2 separate regions of the Homo sapiens genome follow, and region 1 is linked to region 2. Evidence: chromatin loops called from intact Hi-C (ENCODE). Cell type or tissue: CD4-positive, alpha-beta T cell. All regions are shown on one strand. Links, peaks and the distances in the headings refer to the core of each region. The heading gives the core; the rest is flanking DNA. Region 1 has its middle 13 kb from the start of DEGS1. Region 2 overlaps NVL (nuclear VCP like).

Region 1 (12,244 bases), core at 2,099-10,098, 75 kb after region 2:
GCCAGGCTGGTCTTAAACTCCTGACCTGAAGTGATCTGCCTGTCTTGGCCTCCCAAAGTGCTAGGAATACAGACATGAGCCACCGTGCCCAGCCAATGTTTTGTATTTTTATACACCAGCAACAGCCAGTTAAGAAATGTAATAGGCCAGGCATGGTGGTTCACGCCTGTAATCCCAGCACTTTGGGGGGCTGAGGCGGGTGGATCACGAGGTCAGGACATTGAGACCATCCTGGCTAACACGGTGAAACCCCGTCTCTACTAAAAATACAAAAAATTAGCTGGGCGTGGTGGCGGGCGCCTGTAGTCCCAGCTACTCCGGAGGCTGAGGCAGGAGAATGGCGTGAACCCGGGAAGCGGAACTTGCAGTGAGCCCAGATCACACCACTGCACTCCAGCCCGGGCGACAGAGCAAGACTCCGTCTCAAAAGAGAAAGAAATGTAATCGGGGGGCATGGTGGCTTTACAAAAAATTAGCTGGGTGTAGTGTCGGGTGCCTGTAATCCCAGCTACTTGGGAGGCTGAGGCAGGAGAATCGCTTGAACTCGGGAGGCAAAGGTTGCAGTGCGCTGAGAAAGCGCCATTGCACTGCAGCCTGAGCAGCAAGAGTGAGACTCCATCTCAAAAAAAGAAAAAAAAGAAATGTAATCAAAGAGATACTTACCTAGCTGGGGAGATACCATGATCAAGAAATGTAACCAGAGGCGTAGTGGCCTCCCCTAAGGCTGAGGCGGCGGCGGGCGCGCGAGGCTGTTGTGCTCCCGGCTCTCCTGTTTCCCCTCCTGAGCGGGTGGAGGAGGCCCAAGCGATGCTGGGCGCGCTCCCCCTTCCTTTCCCTCCGGCGTCCTCTCCCGGCCCTCTCGCGCTGCACTGTCTCTCCGACGCAAGATTCTCCTGGCCCGGATATGGCTCGTGGACAGCAGAAAATTCAGTCTCAGCAGAATAATGCCAAAAAGCAAGCTGGACAAAAGAAGAAACAAGGACATGACCAAAAGGCTGCTGCCAAAGCTGCCTTAATATATACCTGCACTGTCTGTAGGACACGAATGCCAGACCCTAAGACCTTCAAGCAGCACTTTGAGAGCAAGCATCCTAAGACTTCACTTCCTCCAGAATTAGCTGATGTTCAGGCATAAGGTTGTTTACAGGTGAATTCACGACACCTTTGACTCTTCTACTGTCTCAGACCTTAGGTAACATACCTGCAGCTGCTTTTCTAACAAACTGTTGATCAGCAAAAATAAAGGGGCTACAGAAACACTCATTTTTTATGCTGTTCCCTTTTGGGCTTCATGCAAAGACAATTCTGTGTAAATGTACAGTTGACTCTGATTTGGAAATATGAAAATCAGTCCATCCTTGTTATAAAAAAATTTTTTACAATTGTAATTATATTGATGTTCATATTGTGTAAAATAACTCATTTAATAAAATAGTACTTTGATTTACGAAAAAAAAAAAAAAAGAAATGTAACCAAAGAGAAAGATAGCATTTCTGATAACATAAAAAGTATGCAGGCTGGACATGGTGGCTCCCACCTGTAGTCCCAGCACTTTGGAAGGCTGAGGCAGACAGATCACTTGAGCCCAGGAGTTCAAGCCCAGCCTGGGCAACATGGCAAAATTCTCTCTCCACATGGAAACTGACCAACATGGAGAAACCCCAGATTTACTAAAAATGACCAACATGGAGAAACCCCAGATCTACTAAAAATACAAAATTAGCCGGGCATGGTAGCACATGCCTGTAATCCCAGCTGCTCTGGAGGCTGAGGCGGGAGAATCACTTGAACGCAGGAGGCGGAGGTTGCAGTGAGCCAAGATTGTGCCATTGCACTGTAGCCTGGGCAACAAGAGTGAAACTCTGTCTCAAAAATAAATAAATAAATAAGTAAAAATATAAATATAAATATAAAAAATAAATAAAGGCTGCTACTTTCCTAAAAATACTAGGTCTCTGATCAACTGGTGATGGGAATGGGATTAGAACTGCTGCAGGACCACTGGGGAGGGAGAGACAGGAAGAAAGAAGAAAACTGAGAGATTATCAACATTATTTATTGCTCATAAAATGTGTAGAAGCCAGGTGTGGTGGCTCATGCCTGTAATCCTGACACTTTGGGAGGCCAACGTGAGCTGATCACTTGAGGGCAGGGGTTCAAAACCAGCCTGGCCAACATGGCTAAACCCCATCTCTACTAAAAATACAAAAAATTAGTCGGGTGTGGTGGCACGCATCTGTAATCCCAGCTACTTGGGAGGCTGAGGCACAAGAATCTCTTGAACCCAGGATGTGGAGGTTGCAGTGAGCCAAGCTCATGCCTCTGCACTCCAGCCTGGGCGACAGAGTGAGACTCTGTCAAAGAAAAAAAAAAAAAAAAAAAGAAAGAAAGAAAGGGAAAGGGTGGGAGAAGAGGGCCCGGTGCGGTGGCTCACACCTGTAATCCCAGCACTTTGGGAGGCGGAGACAGGTGGATCACCTGAGGTCAGGTGTTCAAGACCAGCCTGGCCAACATGGTGAAACTTCGTCTCTACTAAAAAATACAAAAATTAGTTGGTCATGGTGGCAGGCTCCTGTAATCCCAGCTACTTGGGAGGCTGAGGCCGGAGGATTGCTTGGACCCAGGAGACAGAGGTTGCGGTGAGCCGAGATCACGCTACTGTACTCCAGCCTGGGTGAAGGAGTGAGACTCTGTCAAAAAAAAAAAAGAAAAGAAAAGAAAGAGAATGTGTAGAGCCTGAACCTGAAAATAAACTATTTCTTCTTCTGGCAAATGTTTAGAGGAGCAGATACAATTTAGCTACGCTTGCTAAAAAAGATTCTCCACAGTGAATATTCAAAGGGACATGTACCAACAGTCCTGAAAGAGGCTATACATCATGCCCCTCAGGCTAGGGAGGTACAAGTGTTCTCATAAGTTTTGTTTGTTTTTGTTTTTACAAGCTCACAGCTAAAATCGTGTTCTCATAGTTTTTGAATGCACTTCAAATGCACTATAATTTTTTTCTTTTTTTTGAGACGGAATCTCACTCTACGTCCAGGCTGGAGTGCAGTAGCGTGATCTTGGCTCACTGCAACCTCTGCCTCCCTGGTTCAAGTGATTCTCCTGCCTCAGCCTCCCAAGTAGCTGGGATTACAGGCATGTGCCACCACACTCGGCTAATTTTTGTATTTTTAGTAGAGATGGGGTTTCGCCATGTTGGCCAGGCTGGTCTTGAACTCCTGGCCTCAAGTGATCCACCCACCTCTGCCTCCCAAAGTGCTAGGATTACAGGCATGAGACACTGCACCCCACCCACATTAATATTTTTGAATAGGTTGTGACTATAATAGGAGCTTCTCTCCATGGCTGGTCAGCCTATTATTTGACAAATATGTTAAATTCTGCACAATGAACTATTTTTTTTGATACAGAGTTTCTGCTCTTGTTGGCCAGGCTGGAGAGCAGTGGCTCACTGCAACCTCTGCCTCCCAGGTTCAAGCAATTCTCTGGCCTCAGCCTCCCGAGTAGCTGGGATTACAGGCACATGCCACCACGCCTGGCTAATTTTTGTATTTTTAGTAGAGACGGGTTTTCACCACGTTGGCCAGGCTGTCTCAAATTCCTGACCTCGGGTGATCCGCCCGCCTCAGCCTCCCAAAGTGCTGGGATTACAGGCATGAGCCACCGTGCCTGGCCCAGAACTCTGTTAACCATCTTTACAGCAAACTGCAGATTTAAATGGTAGTTCCTTAAAAGCCCAAACTTTGAGGTCCAAAATATTTGGGAATTCCAGTATATTCAGGCATCATTCCCTTTTCCAAACCTGCCCTTGCAATCATATTCATCTATGTGGCATGCCCAGATTAGGGAATCCACTAATTTTATGATTTTATCCTTTGCTAATTAAGCTGAGATTTGTCCTCTTGGCAAATCTGTTAAAGCCAATGAATAGTCAGAACTCTCGGGAGTTATGTCAGCGTAGAAAAATTGATGAATTATCCCCATTCCCATCCCGACCTGTGGTCAATGGCTTTCATAGCTTTCTTTTTCCCTCCCTTCTTCCCTCTCTACTTTCCTCCTTCCTTCATTCCTCCTTTTCCTTCCTTCCTTCCCTCCCTCCCTCCTTCCTTCCTTACTTCTTCCTTCCCTCCTTCCTTCCTTCCGTCCTCCTTCCCACCTTTCTTCCTTCCTTCCTTCTTTTTTTTCTTTCCTTCCTTCCTTTCTTTCTTATTCTTTCTTTTCTTTCTCTCTCTTTTCTCTCTCTCTCTCTTTCTCTCTCTCACTTTCTTTCTCTCTGTCTCTCTCTCCTAAGCAGTCATTTTCTTCAAATTATATTTTTAAGTCAAAGAATTACCCCTCCTACGCTCCATGAAAACCTGATGAAAAGGGGATTGTTATGATCAAACTATAAAAGTTAGAGACAGAAAGAATAATAGAGATTAACAGGGGTTGGGGAAAAGGGGAGTGGGGAGCCAGTCTTTAATGAGTATACAGTTTCTGTTTGGGATGATGAAAAATTTCTGTGAATGGATAGTGGTGATGATTGAACAACTTTGTGAATATACTTAATGCTGCTGAATTGTACGTGTAAAAGTGGTTAAAATGGTAAATTTTGTTATGTGTATCTACCATGATAAAAAATGAACAGAGCCTCAGAGAAATTTGGGACATCATTGAGCTCATCAAAATACAGCTGATGGGAATACCAGAGGAGAGGAGAGAAAAGGGCAAAAAAAAAAAAAACAAAGGAAAAATATATCTAAAATGATCTAAATCTGATGGAAACATTAATCTACACATCCAAGAGATGCAGTGAACCCAAGTAGAGGCCGGGTGCGGTGGCTCACGCCTGTAATCCCAGCACTTTGGGAGGCTGAGGTGGGCGGATCACGAGGTCAGGAGATCAAGACCATCCTGGCTAACACGGTGAAACCCCGTCTCTACTAAAAATATAAAAAATTAGCCAGGTGTGTTGGTGGGCGCCTGTAGTCCCAGCTACTCAGGAGGCTGAGGCAGGAGAATGACGTGAACCTGGGAGGCAGAGGTTGCAGTGAGCTGAGATTGTGCCACTGCACTCCAGCCTGGGCGACAGAGCGTGACTCCATCTCAAAAAAAAAAAAAAAAAAAAAAAAAGAACCCCAGTAGAATGAACACAAGACAGAGATCCACACCCACATGCATTATAATAAAATTCTGAAAGCCAAAGAGAAAATCTTGAAACAGCAAGAGAAGAATGACTCATCACCGAAAAGGAGACCCTGATATGATGAACAGGTGACTCCTCATGAGAAACAGTGGAGGCCAGAAGGCAGTGGGATGGCGTATTCAAAGTGCTGAAAGAAAAAACTTATCAACCAAGGATCTGTGTCTAGCAAAACTATCTGTCAAAAATGAGGGCAAGGGGTCTGAGTGTGGTGCCTCATGCCTGTAATCCCAGCACTTTGGGAGGCTGAGGAGGGCGGATCATGAGGTCAGGAGTTTGAGACCAGCCTGACCAACATGGTGAAACCCTGTCTTTAAAAAAAATACAAAAATTTGCCAGGCGCAGTGGTGCGCACCCATAGTCCCGGCTACTCAGGAGACTGAGGCAAGAGACTCACTTGAACTTGGGAGGCGGAGGTTGCAGTGAGCCAAGATTGCGCCATTGCACTCCAGCCTGGGCATCAAGAGTGAAACTCCGTCTCAAAAAAAAAAAAAAAAAAAGAGAAAAGAATTTCTTTAGAGAGAGTTGGTAGCAGGTTGTGCTGCCCATCCTTGCTGCACACCCTCTGGTGGCAGAAGGAACTGTTGCTTTGTTAATTACAGCCAAGTGAAGAGTTTCTCAGAACCATTCCTCCAACTTGACTTTTGTGTTTGGAGAGACACAGGGACTGGTACCTGACTTGGACTTGAGCATGCCTAAAGGTGAGGGGAAATCAGAAGCTGTCCGTGGTCACTGAGTATGGACAGAGGGTCTCTGCTGATAGTAGCTTTTCTGCCAGGTTGATCAGGTATAGGTGGACCAGATGTGTAACCGTTTGACAAGGGCTAGATTTGGTTGCTGTCTATGGCCTCATAGGTCATGCATCCTAATGCTTCTTTTTGAAAGAACATTTACCACCAGATACCTAGGGCTAAGGAGGGGTTCCTATGAGTCAGCTGTATGGTAACTTGGAAGAAAAATTCATGGTGAAGGTAACCCGTGAGGAGATTATTTAAAAACCAATGGAGGGCTGACAGCAGTGGCTTATGCCTGTAATTCCAGCACTTTGGGAGGCTAAGACAGGAAGATCGCTTGTGGCCAGGAGTTTGAGGCCAGCCTGGGCAATGTAGCAAGACTCTGCATCTATCAAAAATAAAAATAATTAGCCAGGCATGGTAGTCCCAGCTACTCAGTAAGCTGAGGCAGGAGGATCACTTGAGCTCAGGAGTTCAAGACTGTAGTGAGTGATAGGGCAAGACCTTATCTCTTAAAAAAAGAAAAAGAAAGCAACAACAACAGTGGAAAATGCCTTGGGGAAAACAGCCCCAAAGTGTGATCTCTGCCTCAACCAAGAGACACACATGACAGATTCCAACCATACCAGTAATGCAGATTTTTTTTCTTTATTCTGTCTCTCCTCCCCACTGAGTTAGACAGCAGAGAGTCTTGCAGGAGGGGGAGGAGGAAAAGCAAAGAGAATAAATGGAAGACATCCTCCTTCCTGCCCTTCTCCACTGAAAAGGAGAAGCCCAACTCAAAGCTTCTCCGAAGTCCAACTCAGGCCTGACTTACAGAAAGAAGAAAGAAGCGGGAGGGCACAGTGGCTCATGCCTGTAATCCCAGAATTTTGGGAGGCCAAGGCAGGCAGATCACCTGAGGTCAGCAGTTCAAGACCAGCCTGTCCAACATGGCGAAACCCCGTCTCTACTAAAAATGCAAAAATTAGCTGGGCTTGGTGGCAGGCACCTGTAATCCCAGCTACTTGGGAGGCTGAGGCAGGAAAATCGCTTGAACCCGGGAGGTGGAGGCTGCAGTGAGCCAAGATCGCACCACTGCACTCCAGCCTGTGCGACAGAGCAAGACTCCGTCTCAAAAAAAGAGAAAAAAAAGAGGAAAGAAGCTTTAATCAATTGAGACAATAAAGTCTTTCTTCGGATCGGGCTGGATTTTTTAATAACTGGATAAAGGTGATTAATTTGTTAGTGACCAGGAGAGTCTACAAGGCTCTGGGATCTGCCTGAGATTCCTTCTGGGATCAGGGCAGAACAATGCAACAGGACAGTCTAAAAGAGCAGTTACTGAGAAGAAATGAATCTGCTTCCATTTGCACCCTTCCAAGTCTAGCTCATGCAAAAGCAGTTGTACTCAGATGACTATTTTACTCACCAGCAGCCACAGCTTATGAAAAAGGAAATTGACAAAGGAAGAGGGTGAAGGGGCATAGGCAAGAAGAAAAGTCTTGAACTAGTGAGCACTGAAATCAAAACCGCAGGCTTATGGTTAGAGAAATTTCCCCCATTTCATGTATGAGGAAGCGAATACTTCCAGAATGTGAGTGACGTGTCTTAGATCACACAGCTTAGAGTGCAGCAGAGGCTAAAAAGGGACAAAGGTTGTCTGGTTCCAAATCCCAAATAGAAGATGGACTCGATCCAGAGGTGACTCATGGTGGGGAAGGCAGGGGTCCAGGATCCAGGAAAACACCATGAACTGATAGAGCAGTTCTGCAGGATGAAGTAGCTTTTTCTATCTGTGTGAAGCCAACAATATGAATGAGTGGAGAAAAGAGCGCATAGCTTTCATTCTTCCAGAGTCTGAGTTTTGCAGGGGATTGACTGGGATTGAGAATACATTTGCAAGATATTTTGTTTTTCTTCCCAGGCTTTTGGTTTTTAAGAAAACAGTCTGGCCAGGCACAGTAGCTCACGCCTATAATCCCAGCACTTTGGGAGGCCAAAGCGGATGGATCACAAGGTCAAGAGTTCGAAACCAGCCTGGCCAACATGGTGAAAACCCGTCTCTACTAAGAATACAAAAATTAGGCTGGGCGTGGTGGCTCACCCCTGTAATCCCAGCACTTTGGGAGGCTGAGGTGGGTGGATCACCTGAGGTCGGGAGTTTGAGACCAACCTGAGCAACATGGAGAAACCTCATCTCTACTAAAAATACAAAATTAGCCAGGTATGGTGGCGCATGCCTGTAATCCCAGCTACTCGGGAGGCTGAGGTGGGAGAATCGCTTGAACTCGGGAGGTAGAGGTTGCAGTGAGCCCAGATCGTGCCATTGCACTCCCGCCTGGGTGACAGAGACTCCGTCTCAAAAAAAAAAAAAAAAAATTCTGGAGCCTGGGAAGTCCAAGATCAAGGCACTGGCATATTCAGTATCTGGTGAGGGGCTGCTTCCTTGTTCGTGGATGGCCGTCTTCTGGCTATAACCTCACATGGCAGAAGAGGTGAAGGAGTTTTCTGAGGTCCCTTTTATTTAATTAATTAATTAATTAATTAATTTTTTTGAGATGGAGTCTCGCTCTGTCACCCAGGCTGGAGTGCAATGGTATGATCTCAGCTCACTGCAACCTCTGCTTCCTGGGTTCAAGAAATTCTCCTGCCTCAGCCTCCCAAGTAACTGGGACTACAGGTGCACCCCACCATGCCTGGCTAATTTTTGTATTTTTAGTAGAGATGGGGTTTCACATGTTGGCCAGGGTGGTCTCAAACTGCTGACCTCAGGTGACCCGCCTGCTTCGGCTTCCCAAAGTGCTGGGATTACAGGCGTGAGCCACCGCACCCAGCCTGGTGTCTCTTTTAAAAGAACACTAACCCCATTCATGAAGACTTCACCCTCATGAACATAATCACCTCCCCAAAGCCCAACCTCCTAGTCTCCTCCCCTTGAGGATTAGGCTTCAAGGCATACATTTTGCGGGGACACAAACTTTCAGTCTATAGCAGCTGGTTTAATTGTTGAATACACTTCCATGGTTTAAAAATAGAAAAACATGGCCGGGCGCGGTGGCTCACACCTGTAATCCCAGCACTTTGGGAGGCCGAGGCAGGCGGATCACGTGGTCAGGAGATCGCGACCATCCTGGCTAACATGGTAAAACCGTGTCTCTACTAAAAATACAAAAAATTAGCCGGGTGTAGCGGCGGGCGCCTGTAGTCCCAGCTACTCGGGAGGCTGAGGCAGGAGAATGGCGTGAACCCCGAGGGGCGGAGCTTGCAGTGAGCCGAGATCGCGCCACTGCACTCCAGCCTGGGCGACAGCGCGAGACTCCGTCTCAAAAAAAAAATAGAAAAACATACAGGTGTCTAGTGATAAGCTCCTCCCAGCTCCTGTTCCTGTTGTTATGTTGTCAAACCCCAAAATATAACCACTGTTATTGATTCCCTGTGCATTTTTCTAGAATTTTTTTTTCTTTTCTTTTCTTTCTTTTTTTTTGACATGGAATCTCACTCTTTCTCCCAGCCTGGAGTGCAGTGGTGTAATCTCAGCTCACTGCAACCTCTGACTCCCAGATTCAAGTGATCCTCCTGCCTCAGCCTCCTGAGTATCTGGGACTACAGGCACAGACCACCATGCCTGCCTAATTTTTGTATTTTTAGTAGAGGTGGGATTTCGCCATGTTGGCCAGGCTGGTCTCAAACTCCTGACCTCAAGTGATCTGCCCCCCTCAGCCTCCCAAAGTGCTGGGATTACAGGCATGATCCACCGTGCCCGGCCTAGAGTTTCTTTATGCATATGCATGCCACTACTTAGCAGTACAGTCATGAACTGCTTAAAGATGGGGATGTGCTCTCAGAAATGCATCAAGTGATTTTGTTGTATGAATATAATAGAGTTTACTTACACAAACCTAGATGGTTTAGCCTACTATATACACCTAGGCTATATGGTACAGCCTATTGATGCTAGACTACAAAACTGTATGGCATGTTACTGTTCTGAATACTGTAGGCACTTGTAGCACAGTGGTATTTGTGTATCTAAACACATAAACATAGAAAAGAAGCAGTAAAAATATGGTAGTATAATCTTATGGGACTGTCATAAAATATGCTGCTGCTTGTTGACTGAAATGTGGTTATTCAGCATGACTCTATATTATTTCCCTCTTTATTTTTCACAAAAGTTAGTATACTGTAATATTGTTCTGTATTTTGTTATTTCCCTTAGCAGTCTTGGAAATACATATATATTTTTTTCTTTTAGAGACAGAGTCTCACTCTGTCTCCCAGGCTGGGGTGCAGTGGCACAATCTCAGCTCACTGCAACCTCCACCTCCTGGGTTCAAGTGATTCTCCTGCCTCAGCCTCCTGAGTAGCTGAGATTACAGACACACGCCACCATGCCTGGCTACTTTTTGGATTTTTTAGTAGAGACAGGGTTTCACCACACTGGCCAGGCTGGCCTCAAACTCCTGACCTCAGGTGACCCACCCACCTCGGTCTCCCAGAGTGCTGGGATTACAGGCATGAGCCACCACGCTGGCCTTTTTTTTTTTTTTTTCATTTTGAGACGTAGTCTCGCTCTGTCTCCCAGGCTGGAGTGCAGTGGCATGATCTCAGCTCACTGCAACCTTTGCCTCCCGGGTTCAAGCGATTCTCCTGCCTCAGCCTCCCGAGTAGCTGGAATTACAGGTACCTACCACCATGCCCAGCTACTTTTAGTATTTTTAGTAGAGATGGGGTTTCACCATGTTGGCCAGGCTGGTCTTGAACTCCTGACCTCAAGTGATCTGCCCACCTTGGCCTCCCAAAGTGCTGGGATTACAGGCATGGGCCACCATGCCCGGCCAGAAATATTTCTTAGCATATAGATAATTTTCTTATTTTTACTGGTGCCTAGTATTCTATTGTAAGGATATATCCCAATTTATGAACCCTGTCTCCTATTGATGGATATTTTATTATTATTTTTTGAGACAGGGTCTTACTGTCACTCAGGCTGAGTGCAGTGGCAGCTCGCTGCAGCCTTGACCTCCTGGGCTCAAGCGATCCTCCTTTCTCAGCCTCCCAAGTAGTTGGGACTACAGGTGTATGCCACCAAGCCTGGCTAATTTTTTTTTTTTTAATTTTTAAATTTAAAATTTTTGTTTTTGGTAGAGACGAAGTCTTGGTATGTTGCCCAGGCTGGTCGTGAACTCCTAGATGCAAGCGATCCTCCCACCCTGGCCTCCCAAAGTGTATTTTTAAAAATAATTTCTTTATTCTCAAATGATAGTGACTGGATTGATACTGGTGGGAATTGTAATATAAATTTCCTGGCCGGGCACGGTGGCTCAAGCCTGTAATCCCAGCACTTTGGGAGGCAGAGGCGGGCGGAACACGAGGTCAGGAGATCAAGACCATCCTGGCTAACGTGGTGAAACCCCATCTCTACTAAAAATACAAAAAATTAGCCAGGCGAGGTGGTGGGCGCCTGTAGTCCCAGCTACTCGGGAGGCTGAGGCAGGAGAATGGCGTGAACCTGGGAGGCGGAGCTTGCAGTGAGCTGAAATCGCGCCACTGCACTCCAGCCTGGGCGACAGAGGGAGACTCCGTCTCAAAAAAAAAAAAAAAAAAAAAAAGACACCAAAGGCGATGAAACTGTTTTCTGTTTGGGATGGCTGATGGTCATGACCTCTACTGGTTTCAAGAACTGTCCCTGACCAATACTAACTTTTGTATTTTCTTCCTGCTTTCTCCTCCCTTTTACTCTCCTTCCTCTCTTCTCTCTCTCCATTTTCTTTGTTATTGCTAAATATAGGGAGCTAAGGGTTGTTTAGCATTTAGATTCAAAATGACAAATGTGCCTTACAGTGGCATTTCTCAAATTTTAATGTGCAAACTAATCACCAGGTGATCTTGTTAAAATGCAGATTTGATTCTGGAATGGGGCCTGAGATTCTACATTTCACAGAAGCTCCTAGGTGATTGAGGCTGTTGATCCATGGGCTACACTGTAACAGGCAGTGTCCTCTTACAGTAGAGTTACAGAAACTGTTTATCTAAAGAGCACTTTCTTGTAAGCTTGCTCCAACTCTCCAAAGAAAGAACAAGCAGTTTAGCCCTCTCTTCTTTACCCCACCCCAGCTAATTCTCTTTGGCTTGGCCTTGCGGAGGGAAGCATGTTCCCCTTGTCTTATCACAGGAAAGTATATCTTAGGTGTTGTATTCTGGAGTCAGTTTTGCTATTTACATTGCTGCATCACAGATTCCTAACAAATCAGTTAATTTGAATTTGACTTTTGTACAATCCAAAGGACAAGAGGAAAAAAAGAGTTTAAAAACACAAAAGCTGAGAAAGTTGAAAGCTAT
Region 2 (10,884 bases), core at 306-8,305:
TTGGGAGGGCGAGGTGAACCCAGGAGTTTGGTACCAGCCTGGGCAATATACTGAGACTCTGTCTCTACAAAAGATAGAAAAAATTAGCCAGATATGGTGGCACCCACCTGTGGGACCATGTACTCAGAAGGCTTAGGTGGAAGGATTGCTTGAGCCCAGGAGGTCAAGGCTGCAGGGAGCTGTGATCACACCACTGTACTCCAGCCTGGGCAACAGAGCAAGACCCTATCCTTTTTTTTGAGGCAGAGTCTTGCTCTGTCACCCAGGCTGGAGTGCAGTGGCATGATCTTGGCTCACTGCAAGCTCTGCCTCCCAGGTTCACGCCATTCTCCTGCCTCAGCCTCCCGAGTAGCTGGGACTACAGGTGCTCGCCACCACGTCCGGCTAATTTTTTGTGTTTTTTAGTAGAGACGGGGTTTTACCGTGTTAGCCAGGATGGTCTCGATCTCCTGACCTCGTGATCCACCCGCCTCGGCCTCCCAAAGTGCTGGGATTACAGGCGTGAGCCACCGCACCAGACCCCGCAAGACCCTATATTTAAAAATAAATAAATAAGTGGGCCAAACACGTTGGCTCACACCTGTCATCCCAGCACTTTGGGAAGCCAAGGCAGGTGGATTGCTTTGACCTCAGGAGTTCAAGATCAGCCTGGGAAACATGGGGAAACCCCATCTCTACAAAAAATACAAAAATTAGCTGGACTTCAATGGCTCATGCCTGGCTGAGGCTGGAGAATCCCTTGAGCCCAAGAAGTGGAGGTTGCAGTCAGCCAAGATCGTGCTACTGCACTCAAGCCTGGGTAACAGACCAAGACCCTCTCTCAAAAAAAAAAATTGAATGACTTCTGTCATCCCACTTCTCACTACCTGGAACTAGTTTTTCTGCCCTTCACACATCACATTTTGAGGTCTGTAGAAGTGCTTTGTTTCTACATTTCTATAGCCTTGGGATGGGAGAGGGAGCTAAGCTGGTGGTGTTAATCCTTCTGGGGATGAAATCACTTGTACCTGGACCCGCTCTCTCCATCCAGTTGGAGATACCTCCCCCCATGGGAGCTGTCCCACTCCCATGGGATTGTACCCAGTTCTGTCCAGCTCCCTGGAAAGTGGCATACCTTGGCAGTTCTTCCTGAATCTGCTGAAATCCCTTGATTGTGTGTGTCTAACTTTTTCTAGAGCTATCTTCTCCTCAGGCTGCTTGTCTCCAGCTTGGAATATTAATAGACATCACAAGATTTTGTTAACTTACCTTCTTTCTTCAATACTCCTTCCCAGGAATGGACGCCTAATTATCAGCCACTTTCAAATTTTCTCTTCGCACCCACTTTTCAACATTTGCAGCATGAAGGTTTACCCCTTTCTTTGGTTGCTACTGGTAAATTGTTTAACTTTTTTTAGTATTCTTTTGATGCTGACAAAGGAAGATTCTGTGATCCTGCCTCACTGGGCCATCGTTACTTAAAACTGCCTTTAGCAATGTTCCTAAAAATCACCCCGAGGAGGGAGAACAGGGCAGATGAGAACAGAAGAATGATCATCTTTGTAGGGTAGAAAGATTCTATTGATGCACAGTATGGAAAATAGCTTGGAAGCCAGTAAAGTAAAAGTTATGAAATTAAGCATGTTAGAACTAAGGCAATATGACTGAGAAACATCAATGAAAAAGAAAAAATAACGAACTAAGGCATTATCACGGGAATAACAAAGAAGATATAGACATGAGAACTGTTTAAAGGTTTTAATTAGTAGGACATTGGATTAACTGTAGAGTTGGGAGTTAAAGGAAAAGGTAGATGAATTTGCAGCTTGTGCAGCTGGTGGCATCTACCAGGATTAGAGGTCTGGGAGATGAGCTCTCTGAGTTTCAGGTGCCTGGGCACTATCAAGTGGAAAAGTTGAGCAGGATGTTGGGTCTGTGGTTGGGAGTTCAGGAGAGTCCTCTGGCTGGGCTATAGTTTTGTCTGTCTTCAGGACATAGCTGGTGGTCAAAGCCATGAAAACATGTTGCTTTAGTTTAGTAGTTCTCAACCTAAGGCAATTTTCCCACCACCCCACCTCACGTCCCCAGGGAACATTTGGCAATGTCTAGGGACATTTACCACTACGCAGAGGAGTGATCATGCTGCTAAATATTCCACAGTGCACAGGACAGCCAACAACAAAGAATTATCCAAGGCCAGGCATGGTGGCTCAGGCCTGTAATCCCAGCACTTTGGGAGGCTGAGACAGGAGGATCACTTGAGACTAGGAGTTGGAGACCAGCCTGGGCAACAGAGTGAGACCCTGTCTCTACAAGAAAACAAATTTTTTTTTTTTGAGACAGAGTGTCACTCTGTTGCCCAGGCTGGAGTGCAGTGGTGCCACCTCGGTTCACTGCAACCTCCACCTCCCGCATTCAGGTGATTCTCCTGCCTCAACCTCCTGAGTAGCTGGGATTACAGGCGTGCACCACCAAGCCCAGCTAATTTTTGTATTTTTAGTAGAGACGGGGTTTCACCACGTTGGCCAGGCTGGTCTCGAACTCCTGACCTCGTGATCCACCTGCCTCAAGTCTCCCAAAGTGCTGGGATTACAAACGTGAGCCACTGCGCCTGGCCAAGAAAATTTTTTAATTAGTTGGGCATAGTGGCATGCACCCGTAGTCCCAGCTACTTGGTAGGCTGAGGTGGGAGGATGGCTTAACCCCAAGAAGTCGAGGCTGCAGTGTGCCATGGTCACGTCACTGCACTCCAGCCTGAGCAACAGAGCTGAGACCCTGTCTCAAAGGAAAAAAAAGTATTATCCGACTCAAAATGTCAGTAATGCCAAAGTTAAGAAACCCTGCTTTGGTTGCATATACTTATTTCTTTGCATCAAACAAGCTTGATGATGACTGCATCATAGCATCTTCTCTCCCTTTCGTTGGCTCTGTTTTTTTTTTTTTTTTTTTGACACAGTATGTCAAAAAAAGAGACCCTGTTTGTTGCCCAGGCTGAAGTGCAGTAGCGTGATCTCAGCTCACTGCAACCTCCACCTCCTGGGTTCAAGCATATCTCCTACTTCAGCCTCCCCACGCAGCTGGGGCCACAGGTGCGTGCCACCACACTCTGCTAATTTTTTTTTTGTATTTTTAGTAGAGACGGGGTTTTACCATGTTAGCCAGGCTGGTCTCAAACTCCTGACTTCAAGTGATCCGCCCACCACGGCCTCCCAAAGTGCTGGGATTACAGGCGTGAGCCACCATGCCCGGCCTTCTTGGCTCTGTCATTAGGAACTATGGTCTTGAGATTTTGTTTGCTTTGGTCAATGTATGTGGATGTGTATGTATATACAAATAAGCACACACATATAATCCAATTTTGTTTCTATGAATTTCCTGTAGTCATGGTGACATAATGATAATGCTTTCACACTTGTCCTTGGGATTTCATGAACTAAAGAGAAAAGTTGGATTGGTATTTATTTCTAGACATGCCAGACATGAGGCATGTGGTATTCAGAGCTTTATAGATTTGGAACCAGAGAATGATTGGCTCATTCTTCCTGCTGTGTTTCATTCAATGTATGGTACTCACACCAGAACAACTTTATACTTCATTCATCTAGAATTTCAGTGCTATTTGCCAAAATCATTAGGCCTCAGACCAAAGGGTGAATATTTAAAGTACCCCACTTCGGCCAGGCACAGTGGTTCATGCCTATAATCCCAGCACTTTGGGAGGCCGAGGCAGGTGGATCACTTGAGGTCAGGAGTTCAAGACCAGCCTGGCCAACATGGCAAAACACTGTCTCTACAAAAATACAAAGATTAGCTGGGTGTGATGGTGTGCTCCTGTAATCCCAGCTACTCAGGAGGCTAAAGCAGGAGAATTAGCTTGAACCCGGGAGGCAGAGGTTGTGGTGAGCCGAGATCGTGCTATTGCACTCCAACCTGGGCAACAAGAGCAAAACTCTGTCTCCAAAAAAAAAAAAGTCATCTGGCATAAATGGGGTGGGTAACAGAGAGGAGCCCTGCAGCTTCCAAGCACAAAGTTGTGAATATGGAAGAAGAAAAAAATCAAAAAAGACATTTCAATAGAGGTCAACTTTGGCCGGGCATGGTGGCTCACACCTGTAATCCCAGCACTTTGGGAGGCCAAGGTGGACGGATCCCACCTCCCGAGTAGCTGGGATTACAGGCACGTGCTACCACGCCCGGCTAATTTTTGTATTTTTAGAGAAATGAGGTTTCACCATGTTGGCCAGGCTGGTCTGGAACTCCTGACCTGGTGATCCACCCACCTCGGCCTCTCAAAGTGCTGGGATTACAGGTGTGAGCCACCATGCTGGGCCAAAAGCAACTTTTGTAGATTGTGGTTTAGACTGCTGCATAGTCAGTCCTCAGCCTCTGTCTGTGCCAACGGCAGAAGGGCTTTTGTTAGTTTATTCTCTTTGACTTGAGAGTGCATTTTTGCTCCAATTCTGACTGTGTCCTATTCTAAGACTTGGAACCTCATTGGGCAGAGCTGCCCAGGAGGAGCAGGACCCACATGCAGCCTCCCTGTGCCCTGTCTGCCTGCGTTGGCCTGGTGCCCTCTCAAGAGAGCTGTTAGCAGTGCAATTTCACATCCTTATCTTACCTCATCCTTCAGAGGTCATGAATGTTTTTGTTTAAAAAGCTTTGTTGATGGCTAAAGCAGGGCAGATTGAGAGGAAGAGGAAGCACAATATCTAATTTCAGAGGGGAGAAGTCACAAGGCAGACTTCCTGCCCATGTATGTTCTTTGTAAGTCAACAGAAAGTGAGGAAAATTGGCATTTTTAATGTTTACCCTTTTTATTTCAGTTTGCTGGCTTTTGACTTTAATTCCTCAGATTGTTTTATATACAATTTTCTCTTTCTCCTATTAACATCTGAAATATTATAAGGAGATTAGAATAAAGATCTTTAGTCCTGTTCTTAAAAGTCTGAAATATTTTGTAGGTCAAAGCAACTTCTTCATATCTTTTGGGATCTAAGTTTTGTAAAAGAAGAGCGAGTGGGCCAGGTACAGTGGCTCACACCTGTAATCCCAGCACTTTGGGAGGCCAAGGCGGGCGGATCACGAGGTCAGGAGTTCGAGACCAGCCTGGCCAATATGGTGAAACCCCATCTCTACTAAAAATATAAAAATTAGCTGGGCGTGGTGGTGCGTGCCTGTAGTCCCGGCTACTCAGGAGGCTGAGGCAAAAGAATCACTTGAACCCAAGAGGCAGGGATTGCAGTGAGCCGAGATTACGCCACTGCACTCCAGCCTGGGCAACAGAGTGAGACTCCATCTCAAAAAAAAAAAATGGAGACCAGCCTGACCAACATGGCGAAACCCCATCTCTACTAAAAATACAAAAATTAGCCGGGCGTGGTGGCATGCGCCTGTAGTCCTAGCTAGTCAGGAGGCTGAGGCAAAAGAATCACTTGAAGCAGAGAGGTGGAGGTTGCAGTGAGCCGAGATCACGCCACTGCACTCCAGCCTGGGCAACAGAGGGAGACTCCACCTCAAATAAAAAAGAGCGAGCCATATACTACTTTTTTATATTTTTTATTTGGTATTTCTAGTGATGATGTGGTGATAAGAGGTCTATCACTAAAAGCTGCCTGAGAAGTAGAAATTTTTTTTTTTGAGACGGAGTTTTGCTCTTGTCGCCCAGGCTGGAGTACAATGGTGCGATCTCAGCTCACTGCAACCTCTGCCTCCTGGGTTCAAGTGATTCTCCTGCCTCAGCCTCCCAAATAGCTGAGATTACAGGTGTCTGCCACCATGCCCAGCTAATTTTGTATTTTTAGTAGAGACAGGGTTTTTCCATGTTGGCCAGGCTGGTCTCGAACTCCCGACCTCATGTGATCCGCCCTCCTTGGCCTCCCAAAGTGCTGGGATTATAGGCATGAGCCACCACGCCCGGCCCCCAGATTTTTTTTTCATAACTTCTACTTCCTTTTAAGTGTCATTAAAATATCTCAGAAAACCAGAAACATTATTTGATATCTGCCAAATACTTTCAGATAAAATACAGTCTTTAAAAGAGTGACAAGGCCGGGTGTGGTGGCTCACGCCTGTAATCCAGCACTTTGGGAGACTGAGACAGGCGAATCACAAGGTCAGGAGTTCGAGACCTACTTGGCCAAAATGGCAAAATCCCGTCTCTACTAAAAATACAAAAATTAGCTGGGTGTGGTGGCCGGTGCCTGTAATCCCAGCTACTTGGGAGACTAAGGCAGGAGAATCTCTTGAACCCGGGAGGTGGAGGTTGCAGTGAGCCGAGATTGTACCACTGCATTCCAGCCTGAGTGACAGATCGAGACCTCATCTCAAAAAAAAAAAAAAAAGTATGACTTAAGAATACCTGATATAATAATAGCTAACATTTATTAAGCCCTTACTCTGTTCCATGTAGTATTTTCATTTTACATTTATACACATGCTTAAACCTTGAAACTCCCTTTGAAGTGTATGTCTTACAAAATATTTAAATATTTTCCTTTTACTGATGAGCAAACTTTTTACAAACTTTTTTGTTGTTGTTGTTGTTGAGACAAGGTCTTGCTCTGTCACCCAGGCTGGAGGGCAGTGGTGCGGTCTTGGCTCGCTGCAGCCTCAACCTCCCAGGCTCAAGTGATCCTCCCGCCTCTGCTCCCTGAGTAGCTGGGACTACAGGAACGTGCCACCAGGCCTAGCTAATTTTTTTTTTTTTTTGTAGAAACAGGGTTTCACCATGTTGCCCAGGCTGGTTTTGAACTCCTGAGCTCAAGCGATGTACCCACCTCAGCCTCCCAAGGTAGAGGGTTACAAGACTGAGCCACTACACCCGGCCCTTTCATTAATTTTTCACAGTCGACTGTGTGAATAAAAATTGCTTCATGCAGAAGCTGGATTTTAAAATAAAAAATAAATAAATAAATAAAATTACTGGCCAGGTACGGTGGCTCACACCTGTAATCCCAGCACTTTAGGAGGCCAAGGCGGACAGATCACCTGAATGAGGTGATCTCATTCAAAAGTAGCTGGGTGCGGTGGCACACACCTGTAAATTCCAGCTACTCGGGAGGCTGAGGCAGGAGAATCGCTTGAACCCAGAGGCAGAGGTTGCAGTGAGCCAAGATCGCGCCGTTGCACTCCAGCCTGGGCAACAGGACGAAACTCTGTCTCAAAAAAAAAAAAAAAAACAAGCATTAATGATTCTAAACTCTGATGTGTAGTTAAGAATAGATTTAAGAATAAATTTGGTTGGGCATGGTGACTCACACCTGTAATCCCAGCACTTTGGGAGGCCGAGGCAGGTGAATCACCTGAGGTCAGGAGTTTGAGACCAGCTTGACCAATATGGTGAAAGCCCATCTCTGCTGAAAATACCAAAATTGGCCAGGCATGGTGGCGTGCACCTGTAGTCCCAGCTACTCGGAAGGCTGAGGCAGGAGAATCGCTTGAACCTAGTGAAGTGAGATCACGCCACTGCACAGCCTGGGCATAGAGTGAGACTCCGTCTCAAAAAAAAAAAAAAAAAAGAATAGATTTGTATGACCAAATGAAAATATTTGTTAAAATAAAAGTAGTAGCACATCTTGAATTACTTTTTGAACCTGAGTATTTCATAACATATAATGTTTAATACGAATTATAGGAAAATATCAGTGTAAATGAGCCATAACTTTTTTCAGATTTTAGTAAAATACTATAGATACATAACATAAAATTTACCATTTTAGCCATTTTTAAGTATATATTTCTGTGGCATTAAGTACATTCACATTGTTGTGCAACCATCACCACTACTCATCTCCAGAACTTTTGCATCTTCCCAAACTGAAACTCTGTCCCCATTAAACACAAACTGCCCATTCCTTCTTCCCTACCCCTGGCAACCACCATTCTACTTTCTGTCTCTATGCTTTGCCTATTCTAGGTACCTCATACAAGTAGAATCATACAATATTTGTGGGATATAACTTTTTTTTTTTTTGAGACGGAGTTTTGGTCTTGATGTCCAGGCTAGAGTGCAATGGCGTGGTCTTGGCTCACTGCAACCTCTGCCTCCCAGGTTCAAGTGATTCTCCTGCCTGAGCCTCCTAAGTAGCTGGGATTACAGGTGCCTGCCACCACACCTGTTTTTCTTTTTCTTTTTATTTTTTTTTTTTTGAGACGAGGTCTCACTCTTGTTCCCTAGGCTGGAGTGCAGTGGTTTGATCTCAGCTCACTGCAACCTCCTCTTCCCGGGTTCAAGCGATTCTCCTGCCTCAGTGTCCCAAGTAGCTGGGATTACAGGCAACTGCCACCACACCTGGCTAAGTTTTGTATTTTTAGTAGAGATGGTGTTTCACCATATTGGCCAGGCTAGTCTCAAACTCCTGACCTCAGGTGATCCACCCGCCTCGGCCTCCCAAAGTGCTGAGATTACAGGCATGAGCCACCACGCCTGGCCTATAATTTCCTTAAGAGACTATTTTCCTTCTTTTTCTAATAATTCCTTTAGCTTAGCTTTCTATAGTTACCAACCTATTTGAGATTTCCATTAGGGCCTTTATTAAAAAATAATATAATATTATCGTAATAGAGATAATGTCATAAAGAAAAACCAAATTAATTTAAGCTTCTAAATACTTCTAAATATCCTAGTACCATTTCAATAAATGATTTTCCAAAATCCTCATATTTTGTTTTATAAGCTCTTTATTATGCCATTTAAAATTTTTCTCTTTGCTCTCACTTGAGAATAAATAGAATTCATTTTAGTTCTTACTATAAGTCAGAAACATAACCACATTTCAATTAAAGAATAGTTAGATTTCAGTGATCCAAAGATTCCTTAGCCCTTATTTCTACTAATTAGAAAGTAATGTTGCTAATGAAACTTTTGGAGGTATCCTAGGTAGAGCACACCTCATGCCCTCAAAAAAAGGAGAGTTTGGCTGAGCGTGGTAGCTTGTGCCTGTAATCCCAGCACTTTGGGAGGCCAAGGTGGGTGGATCACCAGGTCAGGAGTTTGAGACCAGCCTGGCCAACATGGTGAAACCCATCTCTACTAAACATACAAAAAATTAGCCGGGTATGGTGGTGTACATCTGTAATCCCAGCTACTTGGGAAGCTGAGGCAGGAGAATCTCTTGAACCCGGGAGGCGGAGCTTGCAGTGAGCCGAGATCATGCCATCACACTCCAGCCTGGGCCACAGGGCGAGACTCTGTCTCAAAAAAAAAAAAAAAAAAAAAAAAAGGACAGTTTGTTACTTTCTTTCAAGTGAGGGTACTTGAAATTATTTCTTTTTCTAAAGGTTTAATCTTCTAAGAATTAGGAAACTTCTGAGAGTATCTAAACATATAACAGTGAATTCGTTTTGTGAAGTTCATACCCCACCTCATTTATTTATTGTGTTCCTTTATATACTGAGCTTTCTTTCACAAAAGATTTTTCTTAAACAAAGGATATGCTAAGAATAGGAAGCTGACAATTGCTCCCATTATGCAAATGTGAGGAAAATTCCTCCTCTGCTGGGCGCTGTGGCTCACGCCTGTAATCCCAGCACTTTGGGAGGCGGAGGCGGGCAGATCACAAGGTCAGGAGTTTGAGACCAGCCTGACCAACATGGTGAAACCCCGTCTCTACTAAAATACAAAAACTACCCAGCGTTGGCTGGGCACGGTGGCTCACGCCTGTAATCCTAGCACTTTGGGAGGCCAAGGTGGGTGGATCACCTGAGGTCAGAAGTTCAAGACCAGCCTGGACAACATGGTGAAACCCCATCTCTACTAAAAATACAAAAAATTAGCCAGGCGTGGTGGCGGGCAACTGTAATCCCAGCTACTTGGGGGGCTGAGGCAGGAGAATCGCTTGAACCTGAGGGGCGGAGGTTGCAGTGAGCTGAGATCGCACCACTGCACTCCAGCCTGGGCCTGTGACAGTGAGACTCCGTCTCAAAAAAAAAAAAAAAAAAAAAATTACCCAGCGTGGTAGCGCATGCCTGTAATCCCAGCTACTCGGGGCTGAGGCAGGAGAATCGCTTGAACCTGGGAGGCGTAAGTTGCAGTGAGCCGAGATTGCGTCACTGCACTCCAGCCTGGTGACACAGCGAGACAGAAAAAAGAAAAATTCCTCCTCTGGGTCCTCACAAAGAGAACACTAAGATGCGATGCACAATGTCTTTAACGGTATTTCTGACACAAACACAATAAGCCTCTTGGGACTGAGGCTTGTCATTTTCTTAATATAAACTGAGGGTATTACACAAAGCCAGTTCATTAAATACAATTTGATGAAGGTCCAAGAAATGCACTCTGAGGATGCACAGGACCTTGTGGAGGTCCAGCTTAACCCAAGGGTAGAATTTAGATATTGAGAAGTATAAAAGAATTGTCTTCTTATGATTCAGCTTTTGATTAAAACAGGGCACTGGATAGTTTGAGATTAGATTGTCTAACAGCACGCGGAGTGTCCTTAGGGAAGATCCGTACAGTTAATGTGACAGTGTGACAGTCGAGGTAAGTTGATAGGTTCTTAAAATCATAGAAAGCACCTAACAAGGGCTCCTACATAATGTGGCAGCCCCACCACCATAGCAAGAAAGTCTACGCTAGTCTTCATTTTAAGAAATCACTATTATATGTTCACTGATGCCCCCCTCCCCTCTCAAATATAGCACAAAATTATATATACTCATCTGGAAATAAGATACTTATCTATTAAGATACTTTAAAAAATTAAATAATAAAGATTAACAAAGTTCTATAAGGGCCATTCAGTTGCAAATTTGAACTTTAGAACTCAGGTTTTCTAATTCCTCGCCCAGTGTTACTTGCACTGTTTAGGTCTTTTTATTGAAGTATGATACACCTACAGAAAAGTGGTAAATGTAAAGTAGATTTAGAGATTCAAGAAAGAAATTAAAAAGTGGTAAATGTCC

What was found. Peaks named below come from ENCODE experiments on the same cell type or tissue, not always from the same donor. Only the 100,000 strongest peaks of a DNase experiment are listed, where the experiment ranks them.
Region 1: it touches region 2 in a loop (7-fold over the local background); 13 of 110 quality-filtered maps call a loop at or near these places.

The regions. Positions count from the first base shown.
Region 1 is chr1:224,164,367-224,176,610 of GRCh38, reverse strand. It overlaps the pseudogene LOC724084. Among named protein-coding and RNA genes, the nearest start is that of DEGS1, 13 kb to the left of the region's middle. RefSeq lists enhancers at 5,551-6,520, 6,521-7,490. In CD4-positive, alpha-beta T cell, for the core only: CTCF peaks have their summits at 5,550 and 5,750 (motif pointing left); DNase peaks (open chromatin) are centred at 5,750 and 7,440.
Region 2 is chr1:224,239,100-224,249,983 of GRCh38, reverse strand. All of the region lies in intron 19 of NVL (nuclear VCP like), which reads left to right. Among named protein-coding and RNA genes, the nearest start is that of MIR320B2, 13 kb to the left of the region's middle. RefSeq lists an enhancer at 4,281-4,330. In CD4-positive, alpha-beta T cell, for the core only: no CTCF peak of the experiment used is centred there; a DNase peak (open chromatin) is centred at 4,553; H3K27ac peaks cover 1,697 bases.